Regions from separate parts of the Homo sapiens genome. Here region 2 is linked to region 1. Evidence: chromatin loops called from intact Hi-C (ENCODE). Cell type or tissue: endothelial cell of umbilical vein. All regions are shown on one strand.

Region 1 (2,500 bases):
TATGCTGAGACAATAGATTGTCTTCATAATTAAAGCCCCTTTAAAAGAAAAAAAAACCAGATAAACATTTTCTCAAAAGAATATGTACCCTGGAGTCAAATTCTGACTTTACCTCTAGCATTGACCCATGGCATGGAACACAACCTACCTCAGTCTTTATTTCCTGATAATGAAGCAAAAATTAAATGAGAGAACAGTCATGTAGGAGAAGCATGCATTGGCCTTCTAAAAGCACTTTCATGTTGTTGAGGTCCTCCAATGGGCCAGTCACTATGCAATATACTAGAGCAAATAAGGCACAGATTTCTTCTTCAAGAGTCTCTTGGTCTTCAGAGATAAAGTCAAGAAAGCTATGGATTCGATCTATTGTGTTCGGCGCAGTGTGCTATTTTAAGTCTAAAATATAGTGCTGACAATCTCATCTGAAGCAGCCGCACGCACCGTCACCATTCCTCTTCCTAGTCTCTGGCACAAGATCTTGATTTACTGTCTTAGATACTTATCACTGCCTGAATTTATCCTGGTTATTAATTGGTTAGCTTCATTTATCTTCCCGGGCTGGGCCCAAAGTTCTTTGAGATCAGGGCCATTCTCTGTCTTTTTCACTGTCATATCTTCAGAACCTACAGCATTGTCTGGCATTACAATATGTGCTCAGTAAATTCATTGTTAAATGAATGAGAAAAAAGGGGTAACACAGATAAGAATGATTTGCTCCCAAAGTGGAGGTCAGCTTAAAGATCTGATCAGGTCCTCAACAACACTGCTAAGTGAGTCTGACTATTATTACTATTATTTGGAAATTTAGAAAACTAAAATTCAGAAAGGTTAAAATACTTGTTAAGGTTCAACTGTCTATTAAATGGCAAAGGTAGCACATTCTAACCCTAAGTCTTAAGCTGTTTAGGTTACACACAGACAGTTGCAGTGAACTTGGCTTTCCATTTTACTTGTTTAACCCAGGCCTAAAAATCTTAAACATAGCATAGCTTGTAAAAGTATCATTACATGTTTTAAACACCACAAATAAATGTGTGTGTGTGTGTGTGTGTGTGTGTGTGTGTGTATTTCTATGCCAAAATGAAATGCATCTATGTTAGGATGTGTAAGAAATTTAGGCAGCTCTAAAATGGGGAAACTTACCTGTTAGACTTTAACAATTGTCATGATGTATTTAAGCAATCCTTTGATTCCCAACTCTGGAAGACATTCCTTAATAACCGAGCCTAAAGTCCATGTTTAGAGGTGGTGTGATATTTGAGATGTGGCTTTTGGCCTTTTGTGCTTTATCTAACCAAAAAGACTCTAGGAGAAACACCAGGGGTTTTTACGGTGTCCAAAGAGATGAAACAGCGACTTCAAAGGAAAACGGAGTGCTTTGTTGTTGTGTGTAACTTTCTCTGCCTCTTGAGCTCTGGGAAAGTTGCTCATGACACTTAGGTACAGACCTTTTCTTTGAGATTTCCACAAAAAAAGAGAACGTGATTGATTTTTGATGCCACCTACTGGCTACTACAAAAACTTCAGCTTGTAAAGGTTGTGCCGAAATTACTTTGAACATTGTCTGATGTAGCACCATTACCAAGACTGAAATACCTGGCCCCATGAGGTTAAGATAAGGAAACAAGAAAGATTAAGAGGACAATGCTCTTCTATTTAAGATTTTTTAAAACTGATATGTAATATGTAATATTTGTACCTATCTATGGGGTGCATGTGATATTTTGTTACATGCATAAAATGTGTAATATTCAAGTCAGGGTATTTAGTGTATTCATCACCTAAGTATTTATCATTTCTATGTGTTAAGAACATTTCAAGTCCCATCTCCTAGCTGCTTTGAAATGTACAGTACATTGTTGCTACCTATAGTCATCTTTCCATGCTATGGAACATTAAAATGTATTCCTTCTATCTAATTCTATGTTTGTACCCATTAACCATTAACCCATTAACCAGCCTCTCTTCACTCCCCAGCCCCTGCCCCAGTTGCATATGCTTTCAGTTTGCTAGTATTCTGTTGAGAATTTTTGCATCTATGTTTATCAGGGATATTGCCCCATAGTGTTTTTTTGTTTGTTTGTTTTTATGTCCTTGTTTGGTTTTGGTATCAAAGTAATGCTGGCCTCACAGAATGACTTATAAAGAATTATCTCCTCTCCAATTTTCTGGAATAGTTTGAAGAGAAGTGGTTTTAATTCTTCTCTGTAAGTCTGGTAAAATTCAGCAGTGAAACCATCTGGTCCTGAACTTTTCTTTGTTTGGAAACTTTGTATCACTGATCCAATCTCATTATTTGTTATTGGTCTGTTTGGTTTTTCTATTTCTTGATTCAACCTTGGTAGGTTATATGTGTCCATGAATTTATCCATTTTTCTAGTTTGTTGGTGTACAGTTTTTCATAACAGTCTCTGATAGCGTTTTTCATTTCTGTGGTATCAGTTGTAATGTCTCCTCTTTTATTTTTGATTTTATTTATTTGGGTCTTCTCTCTTTTTTT
Region 2 (2,500 bases), 260 kb before region 1:
ATGTCATCAATTGGTCTTAACAGATTTATCTGATTTCAACTTTGCCTACTTTATTCCCTTGGAGAAGGGTTTCTCAACATTGCCACTATTAATATTTTGGCCCAGAAAATTCTTTGTTTTTAAGAGGGCTGTCTGCATTGTAGTATGATTTAGCAGCAACCTTGGCCTCTGTTTCTTAGATGCCAGTAGCATTGCCACTCTCCGGCGTAGCAATCAACAACAACTCCAGATATTGTCAAATGTCCCCTGTGGGGCAAAATTGCCTCAAGCGTGAACCACTGGTTTAGGAAAATGTGCAGGAATAATAGCAGCAACATCCTTCACATCTAGCTTATTTGTCTTAAGTTGTTGTGTTTTTGTTGTAAGAATTGTTTAGGCTGGGGATGGTGGCTCACGCCTGTAATCCCAACACTTTGGGAGGCCGAGGCGGGTGGATCAACTGAGGTCAGGAGTTCAAGACTGGCCTGGCCAACATGGCAAAACTCCATCTCTATTAAAAATACAAAAAAAAAAAAAATTAGCTGGGCGTGGTGTTAGGTGCCTGTAATCCCAGCTACTGGGGAGGCTGAGGCAGGAGAATGGCTTGAACGTGGGAGGTGGAGGTTGCAGTGGGCTGAGATCACACAACTGCACTCCAGCCTGGGGGATCTAACATAACAGAAATGGTAGATATTTCTTGCTCAAGATTATATGAACAAAAGTGACCCAATAGGAATTTAAAACTAGGCTTGTCTGTCCCCAGAGTCATATCCACATGCTACCTGAAGGGCACAGGTAAGTACTACTCTCATGCACTAGTCATTGCTAAACAGGCAAGCAGTAGGAAAAGAAGCATTTTCTCTTCAGTGAGTTCTTGGCAATCATTTGGGAACTACCATGGTAGTTCTTATGTTTTATCATTTGTAAATGGGGTATGGTTGTGTAGAATCAATGAATAGAAACATGCAACTTAGGTCCTGGCACATAGTAGGTGCTAAATATGCATTCATTTCTAGCTGCACTTGTACTAGGGTTATCTTAGCCCTCTGCTAATGAGTCTTTGCAGAACTCTAAGGGGAATCAAATGAAGTGAGACAGAGTATCTTTCCTTCTTTCTACCTTCAAGAGCTGCCCTCTCTGCTTTCCCTTATGTTGAGAACTCACACTTAGAAGAAAAGAACAGGATGTGAACAGACTCCAAGGCATCCCAAAATGAAGCAAGTACAATTTAAGTCACAGAAAGAAATGTTGGTCCCTCTCATTTCCTTCTGTTTCAAAAGCTGTTCGTTCATAATAAGAAAGTCCTTCAAGCTCCAGAAGTAGAGCGCTGCATATCTAGTTTAGTTCAAGGTTGTTTGGGGACAGGTTCTAAGCCATTATGCATATGACTAAAGAGTCGGGAGAGGACCAGACTGGGAAGAGCAACTTTCACACATTCTTGTGCTGGAGTTAATCCACCAGCACTGCCAGTTGATGCCTGAGAGATGAGGGGGTGGGAAAAAGAATCTGGCAGGGCAGACTCTTGAAAGGAAAAGCAGAGAGATAAGATGTCTGAATCACTTTTCCCCTTGAAAACATTACACCAGGAAAGAAAAAAGTGACCTGGATCCCAAATACAGGGATTTCTCAATTATTCTTAACTTATTCTTTTTTTTTTTTTAAAAAAAAGTCCTGATTGTTTTCATGAATATATTATGATACATATTTACAAAATTTATACAGTTTACGTCATGCCATAACACACTGGTGCATTATACACATAGAACACTCCAGCAGTTTGCTCAAAACATTAAGAAACCAGGTTCTGTTACATGTCGTTTGTACTAAAGTCACAAGCATCCTCCTCCTCTTTGGTCATTTTATCCAAATTAAAAGACCTTGAAAACTATTCACCTGCTGTAGACTCCTCAGGCAGTTGCTTTTGCAGGGGAGATATCTGAGCTCTTTTAAACAACTTCTTCACCATCACCACTTTCCTGGGCACTGTGAGTGTTGTGCTTCCTCTCCTCCTGCTCCTTCTCTTCCTGTTTTGGGATTTCTTCAGAGTATGTCTTTTTCCTCTATTATTTTGTGAAACCCAAAGACCAGAAAAGGATGCTGCTGGCTAAACGAGGGCCCCTGATGACTTGTACACTGCGTGCATTGTTTTTTTTCTAGTTCTTCCAGATTAAGCCTCATGTGATGTCTGTCCCAATACTCTCATTAGAATGTGGAGGAGTCCAGGATGTAGGCAAGTGACATTTGTAACTTAAAGGGGCACCTATTCACTCAGACCACAGCAGTACGGCAGCACCTCCTATATTTGAGCTTCTACCTTTTTGGTGTATTCCTTTTCTCTGCACAAGCAAAGCAAAAAATTCCGGAGAATTACTATAGTTTGGGGCAGCAAATTCCAGTTTTACCTGTCAAGCATCAGCCTGGGACCAGATGACACTGGGAGCCTCCATTATCTTAACCTGTTTTTAAATTCAAATTCTCCTTTATGTTTTGTAGTACTCTATGGTTTTTAAACTGTTTTCAC

The links. A loop is a pair of places that touch in the nucleus more often than their neighbours do. Peaks named below come from ENCODE experiments on the same cell type or tissue, not always from the same donor. Only the 100,000 strongest peaks of a DNase experiment are listed, where the experiment ranks them.
Region 2: a loop joins it to region 1, with 3 times the contacts of the local background. A loop is called at or near these places in 2 of 110 quality-filtered maps.

The regions. Positions count from the first base shown.
Region 1 is chr1:75,264,885-75,267,384 of GRCh38, reverse strand. All of the region lies in intron 6 of SLC44A5 (solute carrier family 44 member 5), which reads left to right. Among named protein-coding and RNA genes, the nearest start is that of LHX8, 130 kb to the right of the region's middle. In endothelial cell of umbilical vein, a CTCF peak has its summit at 1,505 (motif pointing left); a DNase peak (open chromatin) is centred at 1,464.
Region 2 is chr1:75,521,497-75,523,996 of GRCh38, reverse strand. The region is part of intron 2 of SLC44A5 (solute carrier family 44 member 5); the gene reads left to right. It also overlaps the pseudogene LOC100422213. Among named protein-coding and RNA genes, the nearest start is that of SLC44A5, 88 kb to the left of the region's middle. In endothelial cell of umbilical vein, no CTCF peak of the experiment used is centred here; a DNase peak (open chromatin) is centred at 1,456; H3K27ac peaks cover 1,440 bases.